Linked DNA regions of Homo sapiens: region 1 is linked to region 2. Evidence: chromatin loops called from intact Hi-C (ENCODE). Cell type or tissue: GM12878. All regions are shown on one strand. Links, peaks and the distances in the headings refer to the core of each region. The heading gives the core; the rest is flanking DNA. Region 1 has its middle 180 kb from the start of KCNIP4. Region 2 has its middle 190 kb from the start of ADGRA3.

Evidence for each region. Hi-C counts contacts between places; a loop is a spot of excess contacts. Peaks named below come from ENCODE experiments on the same cell type or tissue, not always from the same donor. Only the 100,000 strongest peaks of a DNase experiment are listed, where the experiment ranks them.
Region 1: it touches region 2 in a loop (4-fold over the local background); 7 of 110 quality-filtered maps call a loop at or near these places.

What each region holds. Positions count from the first base shown.
Region 1 is chr4:22,127,148-22,132,538 of GRCh38, forward strand. No RefSeq gene overlaps it. Among named protein-coding and RNA genes, the nearest start is that of KCNIP4, 180 kb to the left of the region's middle. In GM12878, for the core only: a CTCF peak has its summit at 2,507 (motif pointing right); a DNase peak (open chromatin) is centred at 2,494.
Region 2 is chr4:22,705,282-22,710,672 of GRCh38, forward strand. It overlaps the pseudogene GBA3. Among named protein-coding and RNA genes, the nearest start is that of ADGRA3, 190 kb to the left of the region's middle. In GM12878, for the core only: no CTCF peak of the experiment used is centred there; a DNase peak (open chromatin) is centred at 2,415; H3K27me3 peaks cover 120 bases.

The DNA of each region.
Region 1 (5,391 bases), core at 61-5,060, 580 kb before region 2:
GGGACATATCTCAAAATAATAAGACCTGTTTATGACAAACCCACAGCCAATTTCATACTGAATGGGCAAAAACTGGAAGCATTCCCTTTGAAAACTGGCACAAGACAGGGATGCCCTCTCTCACCACTCCTATTCAACATAGTGTTGGAAGTTCTGGCCAGGGCAATCAGGCAAGAGAAAGAAATAAAGGGTATTCAATTAGGAAAAGAGGAAGTCAAATTGTCCCTGTTTGCAGATGACATGATTGTATATTAAGAAAACCCCATCATCTCAGCCCAAAATCTCCTTAAGCAACTTCAGCAAAGTCTCAGGGTGCAAAATCAATGTGCAAAAATCACAAGCATTCCTATACACCAGTAACACACAAACAGAGAGCCAAATCATTATTGAACTCCCATTCACAATTGCTTCAAAGAAAATAAAATACCTACTTACAAGGGATGTGAAGGACCTCTTCAAGGAGGACTACAAACCACTGCTCAACAAAATGAAAGAGAACACAAACAAATGGAAGAATATTCCATGCTCATGGATAGGAAGAAACAATATCGTGAAAATGGCCATACTGCCCAAGGTAATTTATAGATTCAATGCCATCCCCATCAACCTACAAATGACTTTCTTCACAGAATTGGAAAAACCTACTTTAAAGTTCATATGGAACCAAAAAAGAGCCTGCATTGCCAAGACAATCCTATCCCAAAAGAACAAAGTTGGAGGAAACATGCTACCTGACTTCAAACTATACAAGTCTACAGTAACCAAAACAGCATGGTACTGGTACCAAAACAGAGATATAGACCAATGGAACAGAACAGAGCCCTCAGAAATAATACCAAACATCTACAACCATCTGATCTTTGACAAACCTGACAAAAACAAGAAATGGGGAAAGGATTCCCCATTTAATAAATGGTGCTGGGAAAACTGGTTAGCCATATGTAGAAAGTTGAAACTGGATCCCTTCCTTACACCTTATACAAAAATTAATTCAAGATGGATTAAAGACTTAAATGTTAGACCTAAAACCATAAAAACCCTAGAAGAAAACTTAGGCAATACCATTTAGGACATAGGCATGGGCAAGGACTTCATGACTAAAATACCAAAAGCAATGGCCACAAAAGCCACAATAGACAAATGGGATCTAATTAAACTAAAGAGCTTCTGCACAGCAAAAGAAACTGCCATCAGAGTGAACAGGCAACCTACAGAATGGGAGAAAATTTTTGCAATCTACTCATCTGACAAAGGGCTAATATCCAGAATCTACAATGAACTCAAACAAATTTACAAGAAAAAATCAAACAACCCCATCAAAAAGTCGGCAAAGGATATGAACAGACACTTCTCAAAAGAAGACATTTATTTATGCAGCCAACAGACACATGAAAAAATGCTCATCATCACTGGCCATCAGAGAAATGCAAATCCAAACCACAATGAGATATCATCTCACACCAGTTAGAATGGCGATCATTAAAAAGTCAGGAAACAACAGATGCTGGAGAGGATGTGGAGAAATAGGAACACTTTTACACTGTTGGTGGGACTGTAAACTAGTTCAACCATTGTGGAAGACAGTGTGGTGATTCCTCAAGGATCTAGAACCAGAAATACCATTTGACCCAGCCATCCCATTACTGGGTATATACCCAAAGGATTATAAATCATGCTGCTATAAAGACACATGCACACGTATGTTTATTGTGGCACTATTCACAACAGCAAAGACTTGGAGCCAACCCAAATGTCCAACAATGATAGACTGGATTAAGAAAATGTGGCACATATACACCATGGAATACTATGCAGCCACAAAAAAGGATAAGTTAATGTCCTTTGTAGGGACATGGATGAAGCTGGAAACCATCATTCTGAGCAAACTATTGCAAGGACAGATAACCAAACACCACGTGTTCTCACTCATAGGTGGGAATTGAACAATGAGAACACTTGGACACAGGGTGGGGAACATCACACACTGGGGCCTGTCGTAGGGTGGGGAGAGGGGGGAGGGACAGCATTAGGAGATATAACTAATGTAAATGATGAGTTAACGGGTGCAGCACACCAACATGGCACATGTATACATATGTAACAAACCTGTTCATTGTGCACATGTACCCTAGAACTTAAAGTATAATAAAAAATACATTAATTAATTAAAATAAAAGAAAAGAAAAAGAAAAACTACTCATACTTCAGCGATGGAACTGGAGACCCAACCTGCTCACAGGGGAAAGGCTTTTAAGCCTAAAATTAGAGTGAATGAGAAAGGGTATAGTTTCTCTGCCAGCAGAGAGTCCTCAAAGCAGAATTCTGAAAGAGGGCTACACTGTGTTCAATACTTTGTTTCCTAACTTACCAATTATTGGGGCCCGTCTCCTGCCCTGGGGGAATGACCAGGAAGGATGACACAGGAGGCCAATTGTGTTACTCTAACAGAGGTCGCTGCAAATACAAACAGAAAACAAGGGGTACGTTCTACCCTCCTCCAACAGAGGGCAGCATTCACGGCGTAGACCTTATTCTATCTCCAGTCTCAGCATCATGCTCAAAACGTATTTGTTAATCAAGTTGTTAACTGTCGGGTTGATGACCTCCAAAGAGATACCAGCTTTTAGAGTCAGGCCTGATGTTCCTCTCTAACTTCACGCCCCGAGGCAAGTAATCGAGCCTCTTTGATTTCATCAACTGAAATCCAGATGGTAAATACCTAGCTCACAGGAGCCTGGTGAAGGTTAATGTCTGTCAAGAGCTTATCCCAATGCTGGTGGGAGGGAGAGAGGCGTTCAAAGAGGCGAGCTCCCCTCTTCTTTTTTCTAATAAAACCTGCTCTCAGAAAAAAAAAAACATCTAGTATACATCATTGTCATTTATGCTTCCTCCAATGAATTTTCCTCTCAGGGCTTTTTTTTTCTTCCTGTTTCAGCCCCTTCCCTCAGTGTTATGAAAGGCTAATTCAGTCACTTGTAGTTAGCAGCCAAAGAAAAAGAATTCAGGAGGAGGGTGTCTTTCTGGAAATCAGGTGGAAATCAGGATCTCTCTGGAGTATGCTGTTGTCATTATTTTCAATTCCACCCCCTTCCCACACTCCACGTCTGTTTCATGCTAAATTCTTTTTCTCTGAAGGATTGTCAAGGGGACATATGTCCCTTAGATGGCAAGAGGGATATGAAGGATAATGGGAAATGGGGAAAGAAATAAGAAAGATTCGTGTCCTGATTGCATTGCCTCTAAAAACAAATGAAATGGGAGTCAGGATCTGTGACTTTGCATTGCGAGGTTTAGAGAATTGAAACCTAACATGCTTGCTTTTAATTGCTCCTTAATGGTGTACAGAATTACAAGACATTAAATTACTATAGAGGAGTGCAGACAGAATTACTTTATCTGAGTAAAGTCACCTTTAGCTTTTTAAGTTAGCCATTAGGCAGCCTAAATGCTAGAAGACGCCACAATTACTAGTTTTGTTGAAAGCACAGTGGAATATATTCCTGAAGAGTTAGACCCCACCCTCAGCTAGATATCATGAGAAAAGCAAATGCCAAATACCTGTGCCACTTTGCCTGAGGTGCCTAGTATATATCAACTCTATTGCAAGGAAATCGGTGTAAGAGAAATTAAAGCTGCAAAGGGAACTTGAGAGCCACATAGAAGCTGCTTTGTATAGTGGAAATGACACAGCCTTTGGGAACAGGCAGGACTAAAATTGAATCCCAATTCTATTTCCTTGTTGAGAGACCTTGGGCAAATATTTTTCCCATTAAGTAGAACGAATACTGACATGGTTCATGGCTTTTGTAGTGACTGAATGAGCTGCTTCATGGTGGGTGGTACTGCAGACTAGTAAAGTGAGTAGGCTTCCAACCTAGAATGCCTGGTTTTGAATTTTGCTTTGCTGTATGACTAGCAGTGTGACCTCACTTAGTGTGTCTCTTATTTCCTCATTCATAAATAAGACTATTAACGTTACCTATTCTATACAGTTGTGAGAATTAAATGAGCTAACGTATATACAGTAGTGTGGAACTTAAAAAGGACTTAAGAGGCTGGGCACCATGGCTCAGGACTGTAATTTCAGCACTTTGGGAGGCCGAAGAGGGTGGATGGCATGAGGTTAGGGGTTCGAGACCAGCCTGGCCAACATGATGAAACCCTGTCTCTACTAAAAATACAATAATTAGTTGGGCGTGGTGGCACGTGCCTGTAATCACAGCTACTCGAGAGGCTGAGATACGAGAATCACTTGAACCCTGGAGGCGGAGGTTGCAGTGAGCCGAAATCGCGCCATTGCACTCCAGCCTGGGCGACAAGAGCGAAACTCAGTCTCAAAAGAAAAAAAAAGGACTTAAGAGTCATTAACTGTTATGTAAAATACCTACTACTAGAGGGCTGGATTCTTTCTCCTTTTCTTCCTCGTAATTTTATCCATCAGAACAAAGGTTTCACAGCAGTTTAAATGATTTGAGGAGGTCTAAATAAATATTTCTTCCAAAATCATTTCCCCAACAGTCTAAAACAACCATTATGAGTTACTTTGGTTACAGGCACTGTATCCCCCATTATAATAGAAAACACCTAATCTAGAGAGATACATTATTGCACTATTCTTACATCGACATTATCAACTTCTGCAGATTAATTTCATCAATAGAGTTCCAACTGTTCAAAAAGTCCAAGAATGGAGATAAAACCTTGAACAGGTAAGTTTTGAGGAGATCATAGGAAAGGACAGAGAAATGAATGAGCTGGGAGAAATCTGGCTTGGATTTTACAAGGCAGTGGAGGAACCCCTGCATCATCATGGGGAATTGGGGTGATGTCAAATATATGTGGGATTTAACTTTGTATTCTTAAAACAATATATGCCCATTTTCCCCACCCCCCATGTAGGTGGATTGTTTATCTTGGCTATTCTGAATAATGCTGCAGTGAACATGAGGGTGCAGATATCTCTTCAAGATGCTTATTTCATTTCCTTTGGATATATACCCAGAAATGGGATTGCTGGAACATAAGTTGATTCTATTTTTAGTTTTTGAGAAATCTTTATACTGTTTTCCACATTTATTCCCATATTCTCATTTACATTACCACCAACAATATACAAGGATTCTCTTTTCTCCATATCCTTGTCAAAATTCGCTATCTTTTGTCTCTTAAAAAAAATACGCATTCTAACAGGTGTCAGGTAATATTACATTGTGGTCCTGATTTGCATTTCCCTGATGATTAGTGATCTTAAGCATAAAAATAATTAATGTTTCTTGAAAGCCACTTTGTATAAGCCAGACACTATTCGAAGCACTCTGAATGTACTGATTTCTTTAGTCCTGTGAGGTCCTATTATTCCAATTTTATGGTAGAGAAAATTAAGACAAAGAG
Region 2 (5,391 bases), core at 168-5,167:
TCCTTGGAGTCATTGTAGTCCATCATGCAGATGCATACTTGGGGATCTTTGGAAAAGCAACATTTTCTCTTGATGGTCCATTACTTCATTTATCTTTTAAGTTATTATCCAGGACTAGATTGCAGACACAGGTTAGGGCTGCACATCAGCCACTCTGTAACAGTGTGGGAGACTAAGGTTCTTTCACAGGGAGAAATATGACAAAGCGGCTTTGCTCGTTCCCTATTGCGTTTGTGTGAAGAGCAGGATACAGTAATGGAGGTAATGGGGACTCTAGTGCATCTTTTGGTTCCTTATAGTGCTGAGAACTTGGCAAATGTAGGCACACATAAATTCTTGTTCCCGAGTGGTTTGATGAAGGGAGAACTGAGAGGTTCTCAGCACAGATATTATACAGCTGAGACCAAATATCCCCCTAGGGTCATCCTACTACTCTTTCCATGGCTGAAATAAAGACCAGATACCACCATACTAAAGCTGTGATGTGGTTGGCTTGTTGCTGGATGACTTTTCTCATGCTTGGAGAAAATTACGTAAGAAGATTGAGAAAAGTTCTATCCCAAAGATCCGCATCTGCAAAGACGAGCAAGATTGCAATGTCTGGATTAAGTTCTCTAGAATTTAAAGTTCTGTCTCATGTTGTATTTGGAGACCTGGCTTCCCTAGCATGAAGTGAATAATTAAATTACATTTTATTTTTTATGTAGCTAGTAGTTAATCCCAATTAGAAATTTATCTACTGTGGTTACTAGAGCCTGGGAGTATAAAGGTGAACAAAATGATCACTTGAATCTGACATTCTGGATGGGGAGAGAGGCAGGTACATGACTACAGTAGGATGTGACAGCCCCAACAATAGAACAGACAAAAGGGTATTTTGCGGCAGAGGTGGGCAGGATGGGGAAATAAGAATAAAGTGTGTGAGGCCGGATGTGGTGGCTCATGCCTATAATCCCAGCACTTTGGGAGGCTGAGGCAGGCAGATCACGAGGTCAGGAGTTCAAGACCAGTCTGTCTAACATAGTGAAACCCCAGAAAAAAATTAGCCAGATATGGTGGTGTGCTCCTGTAATCCCAGCTACTTGGGAGGCTGAGACAGGAGAATCTAGTAAACCCGAAGGGCAGAGGTTGCAGCAAACCAAGATCATGCCATTGCACTCTAGCTTCCAGCCTGGTCAACAGAGAGAGACTCTATCTCAAAATAATAATAATAATAATAATAATAATAATAATAATAAAGTGTGTGAGATTACTTGTGGTATCTAAATTGGGTTTTATGAAGACATGTTTTCTGTTTTGTTTTGTTTCCAGGAAAAGACACAAGAAAGGGCATATTAGCAGAAAAAATATTTTGACATGAGACATAAAAGTATAAATACTTCTGTTGTATTTTTGGAATGGTGTAGTCATGTACAGTTAAGTAGGCACATGAGTTAGAATTCTAATACTTTAGGATGTATTCGAATCACTTGGAGTTCTAATTAAAATGTAGATTGGGGGCCTCATATGAAACTATAATAACAGTATTCACAGATGAGGGCCAGGAATTTATATTTTTTGTAAGTGCCTATATGATTGTTTTGTAGATTGCTCATGCTTTGATAAAGCCTGCCATAGGCTGTGTTTTCTGATGACGGGGTTAATGGCAGAACCTGAAGCCTTATGTCGTGATGCACGTAAACTGCTAGGCTAAGGAATTAGTATTAGCATCATGTGCATTAGCTATTTGACAGCCATAAAATATACTTAGTCAAAGGGTGTAATACAGTCAGGTCTGTATATTTGAAAGAGTTTTGATGGCAGTGTGGAGAATAAACCGAAAGAAGGAGATACGGAGCTGGGGAAAAGTTGTCGGGTTATTGCCATAGATGAGGCAGATGATGATGAAGACCTGAATTTGGGTGTCAGGAACAGAATGGAGAAAAAAAGAGTAAAAAAACATTGAGGGAAAACCAAAAGGATATGTTCATAAATGCAATTTAGGGCATAAAGGAAATAGGAGGAAGACTAAGGTGACTTTTGTGATTATGGTTTAGGTAACTGGCTGGCTGAGGATGCCATGAAGAGAAGTAAAACACTAGAGAAGGAGCAGACTTGGAGGTTGTGTGGTAGAAATTTAACAGCTTCAATTTCATTTGAGATTCCTTAGGGTATTTATAGAAAATTGTCTGGGAGGCAACTGAAAATTTCTGTCTCCATTTCAGGTTGGATTTTCTGTTAGAAAACCACAGCTGATGGTGAAAGTCATAATGAAAGAGAATGCTTGAAAGAGGGTGATAGAGGGAAACAAGAAGAGAAGCAAAGATGAGCAAGGTTGCAATGTTTGGATTAAGTTCTGTAGAAGAATTGAAAAGTCTCAGGGGAAACCCACACAGAACTGACATTCTTACAGAACCTTAGAATGACTGAGAAATAACTTTAGAACATTTCTAGTCTGGTGGTTTTTAAATGTGTTTTGACGTGGCAAAGCCAGGTTTTCAAGCAAATCTAACAAGGTCTTTTTGATCATTGCCGATGGAACCCTTCTTTATGCTGACAATCTATTGTCAGATATGCAGGATTAACCATATGTAGCTACTTTTATCAGTGTTTAGCATGAAAATTTCAGAAAACTGCATTCAGGGAGCCATGTTGATACACCAGAAGAAATCTGCCAGGACTAAAGACCGACCCAATAATTCCCGAGGTACCTTCAGGAAAGTCAATTTATTTTTGAGTCAAAGGAATCTCAAATTATCCTAAATGGCATTGCTTCCACCAGAGTTCTGTTCTTAATTTAATAAGCTGCTACAAGTTCCAAGCCAATGTTCCTTCTTAGAAATATGCTATGCTATGGGATGTAAATCTTTTTAAGTGCATTTCATTGTACCAATTTTTTCATTTTGAAAAAGCCCATTGGTTTATTATTAAGTGGTCTATTTAATAGTGCCAATAAATTCTAAAACTGGAGACTAGGCATTGTTATTTTAGATGCTTTAATGATATCAATTGTCTAAGTTGCTTGGTCTTGGCTTATTTGCTTGACCTTTGTCTGTTTTAATGATCTGGAAAAATTCCTCCAAACTATACAGAGTTGATATAGTGGCTCTTGATATATGATACAAATCTGAAAATACTTTATTAGAATAAGTTTACTAATAGTATTCGAATGATTGTATTAGGTCTATACAATCAAAGTGAAGTTGATAACTGCAAATTTTAGAAGAACCAAAAGCTTCAAGTAAAAATTCAATTTCTGGGAGGTGGGGTGGGATAAGGGTTAAAAAATTACCTATTGGGTGCAATCTTCAATATTTGGTTGATGGGTACACTAGAAGCTCAACTCCCACCATTATGTATGCAATACCCATGTAACAAAGAAGCAAATATTTTCCCCAAGTCTAAGGAAAAAAATCGACAAAACCCAAAATAAGATCACAGTTCAATTTCTTGTAAAATAGGTTTTACTTATTACTTCTGTGTTTTGAGTTAACTGTAATTATAGAATAACTATCCAGAAAAACAACTGGACGATTATACTGCAAAATACTAATACAGAGAGGTAATATAAACTGGTGGTTTTTAGTACCAGTGATTCTACACTCTATTGAAGACCAAAATTTCAAATAAGAAAACCAAAATTCCAAATTTGACTTCTTATATTCAAAAGTAATGTGGTCTTGTTCTTGTTTAGTATCTTTAAGGCTTACTTTTCTCAGGTTAGTAACACCTATTGGCAGTTTATTGGAGTTTATTGGCAGCATAAAATAATTTAGGCAGTCTCTTAACACAGGGCTTGGCTTTTAAAACAGGACTTCAATAAATGCTAACCTTTACCATCATAATTTTTATCACCACTATTACCACCACCGTTATCATCATCATCATCATCATCATCATCATCCTTCTCATCGTCTTCATCATTGTTGCCATCAGGTGGCATGTTAGTTTGGATCCTCTGAGAAACAGATACCAAGATGATATTGAACGTGCAAGAAATTTATTCAGGGAAATGAACATCAGGGAAAATGGGGAGGGAGCCAGGAAAGGCTATCATGCATGTCTGACAAGCAAAGGAGAGAGTAAAGGAAGAAAGGGAGTTGGGGTGAACCATTTAGACTACAGTGCAATTCAAAGGGAAGTTCATCAGGATCTTTGGAGAGTCCTTGATCCAAAGTCACCTGTCAGAAGAGTCGCACATCCTCCACGAACAGGCCTACTTTCTTAGCTTTGCCACACTCAGCATTGACTGAGATCAGCCTGGGGAACTGTGGTGTCAGTAGAAATGCTGTGACATGTTTCAGTGCTCAGTGGCTGAAGGCTCAGTCAGTTATGCTCCCTGAGCTTGGAGGTAGGTTTTGTAGTGTGTTTCTATAGGTGTCACAGACAAAATTGTGGGTGATTAAAAAATATCCCATTTTTTGGTATTTTATTAATTATCTATATGTAACCTGCATTTAATATTTGAGGGAAGAAGTAAAATAAATAATTAAAAATATTTCCTTTTGCTTGGGTAGCATTAACTCTTTGAAACTTGCCCAAATCTCACAGTAACTGTTTAGCTTTTTAATTTGCATGAATATTCTGGTACAGCTCTGCTATTACGTCAACAGCACCTTGCCACGACAAGTTTTATTTTCTTGTTCCAACTTTTTCTATTTAGAAACCTGATTTGATTAGAGTGTGAAAGTTTAAGTGTTTGAAACAGGATTCAATTAAACTAGGTCATTCTTGGGGCTCTGAAAATGGTAACTGGCCTTAGGCAAATGAGAACAAAAGTTATAAAACTCAGTTGGATGCATCACAACATTTAGCATCTTTAAGGAAGACGTCTTGCCTAATAGATTCAATTTAGAAATATTTAGTGTAGGTCATCAGCTTAAGCACCTAAAAAATGTGTTTGTTTGTTTGTTTCTCCCTTTAGTTATAACTAGAATCGGAACACCTGGACTCTAATCTACAAAATAAACAATTTGTGCTGGGACCTTGAAGAAAGTCAATTAGTTTCCGTGACTTTACCAGTAGGTTAAAAAGGAGATTGTAATATTAGTGAATAATGTGCTTAGAGATGTTTGCATAAAAGATGCTTTGTCATTGTAAAGTATTATTGAATATTTATGGTCTACCAGACTGAGCCAAATGGCCCAGAGGAAAAAACAGTTAGATTTATGTAAACCTTGTTCAGTGTCCCAGATACTTCAGGATGGGTGCTCTATATGTGAATAAATAAATAAATGGTATAAATATTATTTTAAAATTTGAAGGTACATCAATATTATCTGGGGTGTTAGCCAATGTGCCTGACCTATGACATTGAAATGAAATGTCTGCCTCCAGGTAACTATTTCAACCTCATAAATATTTTTAAAGCCAGAGGCTTTGATGGCAAGTAATGTTTTCTTAGAGTTTTGT